Linked DNA regions of Mus musculus: region 2 is linked to region 1. A link is a loop called in an ENCODE intact Hi-C map of the cell type or tissue named here. Cell type or tissue: gastrocnemius. All regions are shown on one strand. Each heading gives the region's core, and the rest is flanking DNA. Links, peaks and the distances in the headings are about the cores only. Region 1 overlaps Elp3 (elongator acetyltransferase complex subunit 3). Region 2 holds the start of Pnoc (prepronociceptin).

Region 1 (8,000 bases), core at 1-8,000:
TTATCTTGTTATACTATAAATGCTTGTTATAATATTAAGTTAAAAAGCTACATCAAGAAAAGCCTATGTCATGTGAATGTGAGTGTGCCTGTGTTACACGTGCAAAAACAGCCTCAGTTCCTCAAATCCTAAGTGTGGTGGTTTGAATATGCTTGGCCTAGGGAGAGTCAATATTAGGAGGTGTGTCCTTGTTGGATTAGGTGTGGCCTTGTTGGAGGAAGTGTGTCACTGTAGGGGTGGGCTTTGAGACCCTTCTCCTAGCTGTCTGGAAGAGATAGTCTTGCCTGGTTTGCCTTTGAAACAAGATGTAGAACTCTCAGCTCCACCAGCACCAGGTCTGCCTGGATACTGCCATGCTTCCTGCCATGAAGACAATGAACTGAACCTCTGAACCTGTAAGCCAGACCCAATTAAATGTTGCCCTTTATAAGAGTTGTCTTGGTCATGGTGTCTCTTTCACAGCAAAGGAAACCCTAACTAAGACACTAAGCATTTCATAATTTAAAATTTATATGTATGTATATAAATGTTTGCCTACATGTATAGCTGCGCACCACATGTATGCCTAGTGCCCAGCAAGGCCAGAAGGTGGTAGATCCCCTGGAACTAGAGTAATGGACAGTTATGAGCCACCATGTGGGTGCTGGTAATAGAACCAAAGTCCTTGGGAAGAGTAGTTGGTGCTCTAACACCAAGCTACCTCTCCAGCTCCAAGCCCAGGCATTTGAAAGCCTGAAAAGAATGAATTAAAATATAGTTTCTGTCTGACAATGGGGAGGTGGGTGATTGGTCTTTACTGTGTTTTGAGTATTTTGGAACAAGGCTTTACAGCTTTAAAAATGGAAAACACAACAGTGAGCACGCACAGCAGTGAGGTGTGGAAGTGTGAGGAGGTGCTTGGGGTCTACAGGCTCAAGGCCGCACTTACTATAAACTGCTCAATGTCTCTCTCCAGTCCCACGTTCGGCAGGTCAGGCATCATATGCGTCACCACTTTGAAACCAGAATCTTTGGCCAGGTGGAAAGATTCACACGCTGCCTTCACAGTATGGCCCCTGGGGGAAGAAAATGCATCACCTGTCAGACAGATAAATGGACAATCAAGCTAACACATGGGGGGGGGGGGAAGAGGAGGAGGAAGAGGAAGAGGAAGAGGAAAAGGAAAACAATCTATGAGAGCAAGAGCTACTTGGCTGGGAACAGAAGTCACTTTCACACAGCTCTAGGGAGGCCTGGAGCAAAATCACAGCTTTAAAGACAGTGCTCAGAAATCTCTTATAAACCTGCGCAAAGGCCAGGAAGTAACAAGGGGCACTGTGTTCCTGTGAGGCAGAAAGATTAAAAATTAAAGATCATCCAGGTTTGGGGCTAAACTGGGCAACAGCAACAATAACAACACTAAATAATGAAGGAGCTCTGATTTGAGTATCACTTCTTTCACAACTATGAAATATAGGTAGAGAGAGGGAAGAAACTAAAACACAAAGCAGATGTCACTAGTATGACAAAGAGTCCATCAGAGAAAGGTTTGGCTGGCACAGGGGTCTGATCAGGCCTTGTAACATACGCTGTCCCGCCACATCGGAGTAGGAAGCAGGCCTTGATAACAACTGGGGCAACTAAAACTTGAGGCCTTGTGACAATTCCTTCTACCACCAAGATGCTCCCAGGTAGCACAGGAAGCTCTCAGAAGCCATGGGCTCCCTCATATTCCCCCTAGACACCCCACTTATTCCCATGGCCCCACTCCTTTTCTAATTAGTTTTCACCAATGACATCTAATGTTCTGGTCGAGGCTTGGACTTTCTTCTGAATTCTGCACTCAAATATTCTACTCCAAAGTTACTGTACAATATGGTCACAACTATGCATATGCAGCTATGCAAATAAAGTTACAAAGAAATATTCATTTCCTCAGCTGTACTGTCACATGGACAGTGCAGATCTGGAACAGTCTACTGTTCTAAACCAAACCTTTAGTTCCACAAGTATGTAACATTTAGTGTCTACAAAGTGAAGCCTCTCTTCTCTCCAAGGCTCCCACTTCCCTTTCTCTCCAGCCCTTGCTTCCCAGCAGGTAGCAAACAACACTTTCTAGGACTCAAGGGTTTCCTAATTAAATTGCTCCAACAGCTGTGGGTCGAGGCTATCTCCTTACCCCCCCTTTAAACCATCTCCCATATTGGCACAAAGGAGCTCTTACTGACTATATGCAGGCATGCTCCTATCTTAGCTCCCAGCCTGCCTCTTGACTGAAGCCCAGGATCTTGTGCTGACACCCAGGGCCCCACGTAATCCAACCTTCTGCCTGTCATGTGCTCCCATCCTCAAGCAGCTCTCCTCCAATGCACACCAGTAACTCGCAGTCTCCTTTCAGCCTCCGCTTGCTGTTATTTTTTCAGGAAGTGTCCCTGAACATCCCCACAGGGATCTCCTAGCACAGCCTGTGATTACCCTGCTCTCCTTGGGTGAGACTTTCCTACTGGAGTTTGCCTTGCCCTGAGATTCCTCTTTTGTAGGTACAATACCTATTAGATTTTTCTCTGTGCTTAAAAATATCCAACAGATCACTGTTACTTAAAGGACAAAGTCCTGGGCCTGCCATTCCTCTAGGCTGCTTCTAAGTATGGACTAGTGTGTTTCCTTAGCTCCCCTTACAGTCCTGCCATGTGAAGTGGCCGGTGCCACTTTGTGTCAGTAGCGTCTGCTGCTAATGAAATCCTCACTCATTTCTTTGCTCTTCAGCCGAGGGAGCAGTTATTTACAAGTTTCCTCACAGACTGACCTTCCCTGACTCAGTGACACGTTTTTAGGTGGAAAGGACTGTCAGATGACTATACTGAAAATGAAGGCACAGACAGCTGGCCTGAGAGCATGGGTGGCAGAAGAGAGTTAAACAGCTAAGATTGCACATCTTTCTCTGAGACTGGGCTCAAGGAAGAAAGAAGAGTCAGTGGGGACAGAGGAGGCTGCCTGCCAGCATCTCACCTGTTGGTATCTCTGGCCACATCTTCATAGACACTCTGCACTCCGATCTCCAGCCTTGTGCAGCCATAAGTCAACATGTCACTTAGGTGCCGCTTCATGCAATAATCAGGTCTGGTCTCAATTGTAATTCCAACACACTTTGTGAAGCTTCTCTCAGAATACCTGCAGAGCAGAAGTAAAATGACACACCTGGGGTCATTTCTTCCTAGCCTGCCTTCTCTTACTTTTCCTAGGATGAGACAGTTAACTAAGTATGTGGGCTCTGGAGCCAGATAGGGTAAGTTCAAGTCCCAGCTCTCCTACTCCCTCACCAGGCAGAAAGTAATTCTATTAACCTCTCTGGCCTTGGCATCCAAAGGACGGCAACAACGGTACCCACACTTCAAAGAGCCGACACAACTGCACTGGTGCACCCCCATCTCATTCCCGTTATCATTATCATTCACACAGCTGGCTGAAGCCATAATCTTCCTCAAAACAGTGATTTCAACTGTGAAAAGCTATTTCTCAATTCCTAGCAACTGATTTCACATAAGCCAAAACCATCTGCATTACTTATTTCTCCCTGCATCATAGAGCCATTTTAAATACTACAGCAACAAGGGGTGGAGTAGGTAAGGGGAGCAATGTAGGCGGCAAGGATCATTCAGGTGAAATCTCTTCTACCTGGAAGACGCCTAGCTTTAAGAATGTGTAAGATGAGAGAGCGGTTTTTGGTCACTCACTAAGTCAAGATACAGGATAGTGAGGTCCGCCTTGGATTTAAGTTCTCTGAGATGTTGACCTTACTGTTGGCCCAAGGTCATATCATCTGTCAGGGCTCTGGTGAGGTAGGTGGCAGGAACTCAGTGACGGAGGACATTGTGAATGACACTGGGTCACTGACTATCAACAGAGAGGTGTCCTATATTTCATTTACACACGAAGACACTGAAGCTCAACAGGCACCTTGTTCTGGGACACAGTGAAAAAAGCTGCCAGACAGAGTTGAAGGTGGGTCTGCTTATTTAGACTCTCAGCCTGAGAGGCCAGACTTCTGTCTGTCTGTACATCTCTAACCTAACTGTAACCATTCTTTTTTGCACCTTTCCATAATGTTCTCATGGAGGACAGGAAGTACATAATGTCACATGATAAACACAACTCATCTACTTCTAACAGCAGTTACTGGACTTCAGAGAACTTTCTAAAATTAAAAGAAAAAAAGAAAAAAGGTAAATTATATTAAGATGCATAAAAGACAGAAGGTAGGAAGCTCTGAGTGTAGTTCAGAAAGTACCTGGAAACATCCTAGGATCCAGAATCTAACATGTACCACAAACTGTGCGTGTTCTCAACTGGTATTTCTCAGAAGAAGTGGCCGTAGGCCAGAGAGCCTGGGCACAGTGACAGCTCCATCACTAGGAAAAACAAGAGAGCTGGCAACAGCAGCAATGGGAATCTGCCCCGAGGAAGGGAAGAGCTACAAACTGATCTGTCTGTTACAGAGCATCATGGAGCATGGAGGCAGGCACACCGAGGAGGCTGCCACAAGCATGACACCATCCATCACCTTGCAAATGAAAACAAACTTAACTCCACCTCAAAAATGTCTTTCCTCTGGGAAAATGTGGAGAAAGAAAATAACCCACAGTTTGAAAAGTCATTGGCAGCACACGCCTTTAATCCCAGCACTTGGAGGCAGAGGCAGTTGGATATTTGAGTTTGAGGCCAGTCTGGTTTACAGAGAAAGTTCCAGGACAGCCAAGGCTACACAGAGAAACCCTGTCTTGAAAATCAAAAGAAAAGGGTCAGTATATTCTGTTTCCTTTCCGAATTGTATTTCCATCTGAAAAGCAACGAAGGGGAAATTCTTATCAAATCTGAACATCAAAAACAACTGAGTATTGAATCTTTGGTGAGCTGTGGAGATTTTGTTGCTGCTATGTGTAGTCCAGTATCTTAGTAAATCTGCTGCCTTGTTTCAGAGATGTAAAGATATCTACGTAACTATTCTTTTTCATATGCTAATACAAGTACACAAGATGCTGCTCCATTTGAGCATTTCAGGGTCTGCTACATAATCCTCCCTCCATCCTGTGGGCAGCCACTTAACCAGTGCGCCTTTCTTCCAGGACCACAGTTGACACCTTACCTTCTGGGATTTCAGTCTTAGGTTCTGGGGCAGAGAGGAGCTGTTTCAACTTCTAACACCAGAGGCTGCAATTGGACTCAGTTTTCCTGCCAGGGCTACTGCTCTTTATGACAGCTAGAGGACTGCCTTAGGAAGGCTGCAGGGATGCTCTGAATTACTCATTTCTCACAGGCCACCAAGGTAACAGCTATGTAGGAAGCTCTGCTCTCTAGGAAACATACAGTGCTGGAACTGTTCACAGTGAGAGTGGGTGGGGAGCAGGGCGGAGGGAAAGGAGAGCCCCACCTTAAAAATAAACCTATGCCACCTAGTCTTAACTCGGCTCAAAGACATCTCTTTTTCTGTGACATGCTCTCAGAGCCCTTGGTATGACAAGCTCCGTGTGCATCCACGCTTATTTATGGACATGTCTGTTCCTCCTTTTAGACGGGGAGCTCCCAGCGGGTCCAACAATGCTTAGTGTCTAATAGCTTAGGAGTTCATCACTAACTCCTCCAATCAAACCAAAGAAATGAACATGAAGAAAGAATAAATAAATCAGATGTAGCTAGGACAAAGGAGGACTTTCTCCCTTCCCATAGCCTCTAGTGATCTTGCTGCCTACTGTCCCTCTTGGAAATAGAAAAGGTAATTTGCATTAGGTCAGAGATTCTATTAGAACTAAAAACCTAGTTTTTATCCTAGAGCTGCTTCAGTCAAGCTATAGGACCCCAACCAAACTCAATCCATTCAAGCCAAACCAACAATTAAATGAGGGCACAGAGATAAGAGATTAACTTCCATTAGTCATAGTCTACATTCGTCCCATCTCCACAGGCCAGGATGGGTCAACAGAGCTTAAAAGTTCTTTGGACTGATGCCACCTGGGGTTATCACTGAATGCCTCAGAACCACACCCGCAGAAAAATGTCCTTTTATAAACCATCACCACACCTGGACAATACCTCAATAAAATCGGATACATCTCACACTGACATTAGGGAGGCTCTACACTTAAGAGTGTAGGCTTAGAGGATGCACCTACCTCTTTTTTGAAATTGTAATCTAATTTCTTTCTGGAGACTGGTTATGTTAATAGGATCTAAGAGCCAACAGTCTCTGCCCAATATAATTGAAAAAGCCAAAAGGTAGTTTGATGTTTAAGTATGACTAGGAAAGGTCAGCTGGTGACACTGGAGCTTAGAGACGAGTCAGGTGCCCTAGCACATCAGTCAAGAGAGCGTCCCTTGACGTTCTTGTTTTTCTTTTCCACAGCTGATAAAAACACTTAACATTTTGTAGTCATGACCAGATAGCTGAGGAGCCAGGGGTCCCATAGTAGTAACAGAACACAGGTCACAGGTAAGCTTACAGAAAGCTGCCCCTGGCGGAAGGAGACGGCTAAGTGAAAACAGTGTGAATTCACCTTTTAGATAAACGTTCCTCTAATCAAAGCCTCCAAGTCACGGATGTCAGCCAGGACCACCTGGGGTCAGTTTAGTCCCATCACTTCATTTTACGACCCCAGGGAAATGGAAGCACAGAACAAATCTGTGCTTAAGTGGGTGGCAATGGGAAGTGATGGCAGCTGCCTACCAGCCACAGACACAAGTGCACTTATCTCCAAGCTACCGGGGAGGTTGAGGCCGGAGCTGGCCAGGAGGCAGCCTGGTAGAGAATCCTAATGAAGGCCATTCCCACTGCCCCCACCTCACACCCTTCAGGTACACACTACTTTCCATCAGATACTTACTACTTCCTCTTAAAGACAGTCTCTATCAAGAGATGCAGTATTATAAAGGAATGGAGTTCAGTGAAATTATTCTTGGTTAGTGAAAACTAGCATGGGGGATGACTAAACTAGTAGACATAAGTCCAATCAATATAAACTAGTTATCACTAATTATACCAAATGTTAACAGCACGATATATTGCAATTAAAAGGCACACACTATCAAGATGGGCAACTGTGGGCATTCCCTTCCCGACAAGTATTGTAGGTTTCTGCCTACAAGGAATCCACTTGCTCTATAAAGGCATATAAGGCTGGAAAGCAAATAAATGGAAAGGCATACAGGGTTGGCAGGAAGCACATGAGGCTCTATGGCAGAACTAATATCAAATAGAGACTAGTGGAGGCTGTTATGTCACCAAGGGCTGCCCATGAAGGGCTGAGTGATCTATCTCTCTCCCTTTGCCTTTCAAGTCCATCATGAAGTGGCAGGTTTGTTCTGCCATAATCTTCCTATCACATTCTAAAAATATAGCCTGGACCCTCCAAAACTGTGAGGAAAGACAGCAGACTTTCTCTGTCTCAGCTAACTATGTCAGGTGCTATAGTGTTGCACAGCTCACTCACATACCATCTGAGCTGTTCTCTCACTCACTCAGCTGAGTTGTACAGGCACCAGACACAGCAGAATTTACTTCCTTTGCACATATCATACTCATCAAGAGCACTTACACTGGCCATAAAACAAGTCTCTACTAACTAAACAAAGACAACAAAACCAAAACTGAAGGTGAACTGAATAGACGCTCTGAACAAAATGAAATAAAATCAGAAATCACTAAGATATCAAACAAAAACTCACTGTTCTGAAATGCAGAAATTAAACAATTTTTATACAATCCCTGGAATTGAAAAAGAAATAGAAAAGGTAATAGGGAAAACTTGACACTGAATAATTAAAATATGATATGATAATAACTTAAAATGTAAGACGTGAAAATGTACAGCATTTGCATATAGAAATGTCCAGAATCTGGGCAGGTTGTTCTCTGAGTTCAAGGCCAGGCTGGTCTAAATAGTGAGACTCTATCTCAAAAAAGAAAGAAAGAAAAAAGGAGCCTAAAAAGAAACTTACTACTTTGAATATTTTTATTAGAAAAGAAAAAT
Region 2 (8,690 bases), core at 404-8,403, 140 kb before region 1:
TACATACCTCTACACGCACATACACACACACAAACATGCACATATAAACACATATACTCACACTCAGGATAACACACATACACATCTACACACATACACACAATCACACAAATATCTACACAGACACACACACACACACTCAAAAATCATGTACACCCACCTATACACACATATACTCACACACCTACACAGACATGCATACTCACGTGCACACACACAGACACACATGTGTACACACACCTACACACAATCACAGACACCTACACTAACACACAAGCTCACACACATACACTCATACACACACTGCACACACACACTCACACACATATATACACATACACACACATGTGCATACACACAATACAATCACAAACATACAATCATCGCCCCCCCCCCCCCCACCGCCCTCCAACAACAAACAAAAGAAGCCTGAACTCCATCTGTGTGCTGGTTTGGAGCTGTGCGCATACACTGGTGTCCAGGAGAAGGGAACAGAATAGTTAGACAGCTCTGGAGTCACACTTGTGCTTAGACCATACACTTTGTAACTGTGTGACCTGGGGCAACTCATTTCACTTTCCAGAGTCTTCTTGACTGCAAGGTGAAGATGATGAATCTCCCCTCATGTGAAGATGACTCCCTCCAGTTGTTTATTAGCCAGAAATATGTTTGGCCATAGGGAAGCGCAGTGTACCTGAGGATGTTTGCGTTTTTTAATGGCTTCCATTTTGTAAATGAGCCCAGAGCAATTAGCCATTCAGTGTGGCAATCCTATAATCAGGCCATTTTGTATTGAATAAAGAAAGGTTTAATTACCTTTTATTTAGGTAATGGCACCTTATAAATTTGATTGTATCTTGCTGTTTATAAAGATAAGACACCGCTGTGATTTAGTCTTAATCTACTTTCGTATTCTCTTGCCTCCGAGGACAATTAGCTGTTTTTCTATTGGATGAAGACGCGTCTGCAGTATGAGCTGAATGGAGACTCTGAGCTAGGGGAAAGTCTGTATTGGTGAAGAAGGGCAGCGGGCTCTCTTTCCATCAGTGACATATAGAAATATTGTGATTTAGTTAAAAACAATTAAAAGAGGATATTGATTTTCATCTACAACTATATCACCTGGGGGAGTCATTTTACCCTCCTTTCTGGAATAAATATCAGTTCCCAAAGGTTAAGCAATTAGCCTAAGATGACCCAGATGATAAACAGCAGAGTTAGGACTTAAACTCAGGTATTTTGACCTGTGTTCTGACTTCCCATAAACTCTATACAAGGTTTATGGCTTTGAAACGGCAGTGAACTGTGGTACATTGTTGGGAAGGAATCCCCATGACTGAAAGATGTTGAGAGCCAATGGCTTTATAAGATTCTGTCCTGTGGGCTAAGCGCTGCCAACTCCACTTTACAGATGAGAATACTGAGGCTGGGAGAGATGTACTGCAGTGGCAGAGCTGGTATTGAGCCCCCCACGCTTATATTGAGGGTACCTCTGATGATCTGTCTGCATGCAAATTCATTTGGAGGACTGCTCAGTCCCTGTCCCTGATTCACCAAGAGATATTCATAGTCAACCAGCTCCAAATCATTGGGAGAATACAGGGTTTTCCTCCTATCCTGGTTCTCTGATCTATCACAGGCAGGATTCTGTTATATGTTAATTAGGCAAACTGCTTAACTCCTATGAACTTGTATTTACCCCAGAAAGGTATATTAAATTGCCTCCAGATTACAGGGTTATAGATGAATATAAAGGTCATCTATAACCTGTAAAGAACAGTTAAAACAATTAAAAGAGGATATTGGTGAACAGAAAGTGGCTTTATGTGCATCTAGAAGGAAGGACCCCCACACCCATTGTTTAATGGAAGCACCAAAGAATCATGGGCTTTCTCAGAGCCCAGGAGCTAAAACTTCCATATAGAGCACAGCTTTCTCTTACCCAGGGAGACAGCTTTCTTTCTTTTCTTTGATGGATACAATTACTCAATTGCTCTTTGTTGTTGTTGTTCCTCTGTGTAGCTCTGGTTATCTTGGAGTTAACTTTGTAGACCAGGCTGGCCTCAGATTTAGAGATCACCCGCCTGTCCCTCCCAAGGGCTGGGATTAAAGGCCCAGCTATACAGTTACTCTTAAACGGTTTCTCCCTTGCTCTCCATTTCTACCCAGAGAGGAGAGGACGGGCTCAGGAGTCAGGGCTCAAAGCACCTAGCTACCTACGTGGATCAAGGGTGCCTCGGTGGACCTGTGAATGAGAAGAAGCCCTGTGCTTAGAGACAAGGTCCTGGGTTCTAGGTCTGGTTCTGTTGTTACTTGTGGGATCCTGGATACAGCACTTGCTTTTCCTGGCTCTGGATTTCTCTGTCTATAAAGACAGGCAGTTGCATGAGATGGTTAAGTATCCTTTGATTGTATGAATGGCCAGGATTGCCCTCTACCAGTGAGAGAAGCAAGAGAGAAGGAGGGAAGAAGAGGAGTCAACGTGGCATTGGCTTCAGCAGCCCCAGATGAAGGTCATGAAGATCACTGGGTTTCACAGAGGGCCAGGAGGGAAGCCAGGCACATGTCCCTTTGGCTGTCACACATTGGAAGGGAATGCTTTTAATCCTCTCCTTCCCGATTCTGGTAAATGCTGTCATGTCATTGTCAAGGTAGTTTTGAATGGACTTCTGAAAGTTTTTATTTACATTTATAAAAGCACTCTACGTTCTTTTAAAAATAATCAGAAAACCCAGATAGGAAGATAATGACAGAATCTAGACTCATATAATCTCACAACTTCTTTAATTTTGTATTTCTAACAACCAGTTTTAAAGAGAGTCTTAATTGACATGACTATACACGTTTTTGGAGGTATGGTGTATTATTTCCACACGGTGTGCACTGTGTAACAGTTAGATCGGGGCAGTCAGCTCATTCTTTTGTGTAGCAAATGTTCTAAGTCCTCTACCCTGGCTATTTTAAAGTGAAGAATAAGTTGTCATTAACCACAGTTACTCTTACAATTAGTTTTGAACATACATTCCTAATCTCTTCAAATCATGTTCCATATTTTATAAAATCCATTAATGGAGAAATTAAGAAAGATAAGATTTAGGGGGTGGGGAGATGGTTCAGTCTATAAAATGCTTGTTACACAACATGAATGCCTGAGCTTGGATTCTGCAGAAGTCGTGTAAAAAGCCAGGAGTGGTATTGTGTGCCTGTAACCCCAGTGCTGAGGCTGGGGACAGTGACAAGCAGAGCCTGCTGCCTTGCTTGTCAGTCACTCTAACTAAACTCTGAGCTTCTGAGATTTGGTCAGAGATTCTGCTCAAGTAAATATGTCGGAGAACAGTAGAGGAGGAAGGACACCTGGTGTTGACCTCTAGCTTCAATATGTGCCTGCAGAGGAAATGTGTGTGTGTGTTGTAATAAGATAAAAACCAATTTAACACCTCAGTTTCTAGTCGCCTAGTAGGTATCTGGGTAGGTAAGCCCCTTTGGAGACTACTGGTCTAGGTTCATTCACATTTTGTGACTTTGATGGTGAGTTGGGAGAAAGCTGGTGACTGAGTGCTACAGGCGCGTGCACTGCTCCTCTCAGGAACCCACGCACGTTCTCAGCTGGATGAATGAAAGGATGAATGGGGTGACAGGATGGGGGAAGATCACAGGACCAGCACGAGGAGGAGAGAGGCTGGTTGTGACACTGTAGGCTGCAGAGCCTTGTCTGCTTGGCAGGAAGGCAAGCCCAGCTTTCCCTACCTGGCTGGTCTATGCTGCTGCAGTGCCTAGGCAGCTGCCAGGATTTTGACAGACCCAGGGCCATGGGAAGTTGAGGTTCAAAGTGGGTGTAACCTTTCGAGGGTTATGATGCTCAGAAAATAACTTGTGTCCCCTTGCTCCCTCAAATTGGTGTGCCCCAACTATCACAGCTAGAGTTTGTGGTTAAAATGTAAGATCTATGTGAGACGGTGGGAGCAGATGAAGGTATCGAAACAGAACTGTTTCAAAGATCCCTTTGTTCTCAGGAACTCAAGCCCCCCAAAGCCGATGTCGTGATGATGCTCATTCCTGAGATGTGTTCTTTTGTTCCTAAAGCATCTGATGACCCAGCGCACAGGAAACAAACATTTCCTTATGGTCTGTGTGAGTGGAGGAGTCAGGGGGGAAGGAAGGGTCTTCGAAGCATATCATTGTAAGTACACAATACAGGATTGAACAATACAGGATTAAACTGGTCATGGTCACCGTGTGTGTGTGTGTGTGTGTGTGTGTGTGTGTGTGTGTGTGATGAAATAAGTATATATCCAAGTTTAGCTTAATGTACGCCATTCCTGGATTAGAGAAAGATCAATTCCTTTGCCTTTCCTTTGGGCTTTTGTCCTAGCTGCTTTCAAACCCTGGATCCATCCTCTCCCATGCGAATTCTACCTCTCTTCCCACTGGCATCAGTTGCCGGAGGAAGTACCCTAAATTCATCCAGCTTTGACTTTCTGGACCTCAAGTGTAGGACTGATCACACCCAGCCCTGTGCTATCCCATTATCTTGCATTGCTTCCTAACAGTCAGTGGTGTGTGCCTGCTACTAGTTTACAAGCTCTACGGATCTTAAGGGGAGTGAGCATCAGACCTGGGACAGCTGCTCCGGGCTGCGCTTGCTGCATTGGGTCCTGTTCCTGCAACTCTTGAGATAATGATTTTTTTTTCTTTCTTTTTAGCCTTCCAGGGTTGTTGCTGGAGATAATGGGTGTGAAGCGCGTAAATCATTGCACAAATAAAGTGCTGTTATTAGCATCTCTGCTGAGTCTATAGAGCCCCGTGCCTCCCTTGCCTGGTGGGGTGTAGCTGATAAATACCTGATTGATTGAAGACGGAATTGCTTGGTGACAGCTCCATTCTCGGGCTCGGCTAACGTCTAATCCTGCAATTACTCCCTTCACCGGCAATGCAAAACCTGCTGAGTTTTCTGCAGCCCTAAGTGCCCTCAGACTTCAGCTGATAAGGCAGCGGCGGCCACTCCTGAAGAAGATGACCCTTAGCTACACCAGAGCACTTTCCACAGACAGTGCTGGGGGTCACCTGGAGACGTGCGGCTGTATCCTTGACTCAGATGATGTCTGGGGCAGTTTCTCCTGCAGAAGACTCAGCGAGCCGGAGGAACAGGACTCCTTTCTGTTAAGGTATCATGGCACTGATGGAAGCTTGTAGAATATCTCCCTGCTAGGCTTCACAAATGAGAAAAGGGAGGGGTGTGTGCAGCATCCACCCACAGGCTGCGAGAAATCACAGCGTTCTCTTTGGGAGGTTTTGATACGAAGCCGGGCAGTTACTTTTCTCCCTCTGAGATGGAAACTCTCGTTTGGGCTTGCTGGCAAATGCCGTGTGGAGCTCAGCTTTTGTTAGTCTGCTGAACAATGTTATTGGTTATAATTGGGGCAATTATGAGCTGCTGGAGGAAGCTAAACACAGATGTTTAAGCCCAGGCTTGGGGTATTCAAGTCCAAAGCAGCATGCTTTAAATAGCCCCCTTTTCCGAATCATCCTGCCTTACTTGAAATCCCCCCACCCCCGAACTTCTCCAAGTTCAAAAGGAGATGGGGGAGAGAAGGGGATGAGTAGAGAAGGGAGGGGAAAGAAATACACAAAGAGAGGAGGAGGAGGAGGAGGAGGAGGAGGAGGAGGAGGAGGAGGAGGCTGAGAGAAAGCAGTGCTAGTTCAGATTCCCTGACCTGGGAGAGTTCCATGCAATCTGGGCAGAGACCTTTTAGGTGGGACAGACGAGCAGTGGGGAGAAAGATGTCAAGGAAGAGAGGATACCTGGGAACAACCCAGGATCCAGAGGACCAAGGTCATGCCTTTAAAAAAACGACCACGAAAATCACCCTGCCGGCTACTGACTGCATTCAGCCATGGACTCAGGTGAAGCTCAGCCTTTGGATCTGTCTTTCCCCACATTATTGACAATTTCCATTAAGGTGTAAGAGAACCAGAATGACATCAGATTCAATGACACCAGACGACAGTTTGCACAAAGGGCAGGAAGCCACAGAACAAAAATCCGACATAAGGTGTGCTCCAGGGGCTTCCCAGGGCTCCTCTGAATGGCAAGCCCCCTCCCAGTGTCCACCCTCTCGCCCGCAGCCACCTCTTCCATGTGTATCCGTCACCCAGTAGCGGCCACAACTGGGGAAGCAAAACTTTTCCTCATTTCCAAGTTCAGCTTTCTTTCGCATTTCTCTTTGAGACTAGCCAGCCCTCAGCCCTCCCCCTTCTCCACCATCGGAACACTGAGAAGATGAATGAAGCCACAATCTCACAAGAGGCCAGCAAGCAGCCACAGTGGACAAAAGACAGGGGTGGAGGAGCTGCCCAGACTGCCCTGCTCTCCGGAGAGGCTCTGGGCAGATACTGTCGACCGGCTGGTTGCTGGGGCCACATGCATTGCCTACCTGACGCTGTCCGTTTCAGGGTTCTCTCAGATGTGAGGCTTGTTCCTCTGTGTCAGCCACACCAGCATATATATCCTCCCCCCACGCACAGCCCTCCCCTTCCCTGCCTACCTCGATGATGACACATGCCTACGCTGACCCCCTTCATCAACCAAACAGCCCAACTACAATCCTGCCTGCCTGGCCCCCTCCCCTGCTCCGCGTTCAGACTTGTGACATGCCAGCCTCCCATCAACGCAGCCTCTAGCCTGTTTTCACCTGGACTCCCGATCAGCTAGGATCCCTCAGCTGCCTCTCCGGCTGCTTTCAGAGCCACTGTGAGGATGGCCAGCCTAGGGAGAGCTGGCAAGTCACTCAGAAAAACAGACTCCTGGTGACAAGGGATAAGGCAGACCCCAAAACCTGGAGTCTTCTCCAATAACCTCTCCGCCTGAGGAGTGAGGATCAGGCAGCACACAGGAGGGAGGGGGAACTCACGCCCAGCTCCCACTGGCTCAGCTGAGACCCCTCCTAATGTCCTGGCCCCATTGGGGTGGCAAGGGCTAGGCCACACCGGGGTGATTCTGGAAGCATTTTCCACAGGTGCTCACAGCGCGGCACAGTATAGATCAGAGCACAAGCTCGGCAGGGGCTTTGAGACTGCAGCTTTCTCCTTTGCAGCAGGTGCATGTCCGGTGGGCCTCAGGTTCCCTTCTGTAGAATGGGTGCACCAACTCCCAAGACGGGAGTGGAGCGATGAGATTCTGTTTGTGTTTGGGACGCAGAGGCCTTTATTAAATGCTAGTGCCACATTCTCTCCTATCTCACCATCTTTTTCCTGTAATCGGTGCTACCTGAAGTCTCACATTGGTATCTGGGAGGTTTCCAAGCTGCCGCTGCACCTTAGGATGTTGCAGGCTGCTGAAGATGCCCCAGCCCTTGTTGTGGAACCCAAATCTTCTTCTTAGCCCAGGCAGGGAGTGGCCTGCGGACAGGTGGCACCCAGGCAGCTGGAGTCCCAGTGCTCAGAGTGTACCCCATCTCTGAGGATCTCCCTTCCCTGCCCCTGGGAGAACTGCACCAGGACCCTGTTCTTCATTTTCCTAAGATTTGAAACATTCCAGAATGCAAGGCTTTCATCATCTGAGGAGAGCAAGCACCTGTTCAGGTGGCAAGTCTAGTTCTTGGTAGACTGGGGACTGGGCAGAGGAGGGTTCAGGGAAGCACCTGCCCTGGCTACTGATGGGTACAGAGTTTCTTTTAAGTGTGATGAAAGAGTTATTTAGAATGGTGAATTTTGTCCTTGTAGGAATTCTATCTCAACAAAAAGTGAACAGCAAACACTTGCCCAGGTTAAGAACAAGCCCTGAAAACGAAATTCCTACTCACACATGTTCCTAGTGAAAAGGCCCAGGGAACCAGCATGCCCACTTGGCACAGAGCTCTCTGAGGTCCACGTGGTCACTACGGTCAAAGCAGCCAGTACACGCTTTCTGCATGACATGGGGCGTGGAGAGATAGTTATGCACCCTGCTGGTCCTGGGTATGGAGCCTCATCTTGTACACGCTGTGGTAGCTCTTGCTGGGTGGCTGCCCAATATTTTCCATCCCTTGTTATTCTTTATAGAGCCATGTCTTTGATTTTACTTAAAGTGACAGTGTACTCAGCTAAAACCCTGTATTTTCCTAGCCTTTTGTGTAGCTCGAGTCACCAAAAGTCATGCTGCTGGTTTTTAGGTTTGGATTTTGAGGAAGGTCTTTTAAAGATCTCAACTCAGCTAACAGAGGCTTGTGTGTTCCCTCCCTCAAGCTTATCTCCTGGAGCACACGCGTGATGGCTGGAGTTCTAGCTGCTCTCTTGGATCTTGAGGCAACTTTGAGCTTGAAAGCTGTACAATGGCTACTTTTCTCATAGCTGGGAAGCAGACACACAACAAAAGCAACCTAAGGGAGAAAGGGTATGTGTGGGCTCACAGTTTGAGGGTGCAGTCTTTCATGGTGGGAAGTAATTGGGTGGAGTTTGATGCTGCCGGTCATATTGTGGCCACTGTCAGGGAGCTGAGAGCAATGGATGTGGGTTCTCAGCTCAGTTTCTCTTCTCTTCTCTTCTCTTCTCTTCTCTTCTCTTCTCTTCTCTTCTCTTCTCTTCTCTTCTCTTCTCTTCTCTTCTCTTCTCTCCTCTCCTCTCCTCTCCTCTCCTCTCCTCTCCTCTCCTCTCCTCTCCTCTTCTCTTCTCTTCTCCTCTCTCTTCTCCTTCCTTCCTTCCTTCTTTCCTTC

The links. Peaks named below come from ENCODE experiments on the same cell type or tissue, not always from the same donor. Only the 100,000 strongest peaks of a DNase experiment are listed, where the experiment ranks them.
Region 2: it touches region 1 in a loop (4-fold over the local background); 22 of 42 quality-filtered maps call a loop at or near these places.

The regions. Positions count from the first base shown.
Region 1 is chr14:65,562,324-65,570,323 of GRCm38, forward strand. Elp3 (elongator acetyltransferase complex subunit 3) reads right to left here. Exons shown (of 15, transcript NM_001253812.1): 8 at 2,989-3,150; 9 at 929-1,055. Among named protein-coding and RNA genes, the nearest start is that of Elp3, 27 kb to the right of the region's middle. In gastrocnemius, for the core only: no CTCF peak of the experiment used is centred there; a DNase peak (open chromatin) is centred at 4,378.
Region 2 is chr14:65,418,704-65,427,393 of GRCm38, forward strand. It overlaps Pnoc (prepronociceptin), which reads right to left and starts at 6,769. Exons shown (of 4, transcript NM_010932.2): 1 at 6,435-6,769. In gastrocnemius, for the core only: no CTCF peak of the experiment used is centred there; a DNase peak (open chromatin) is centred at 7,906.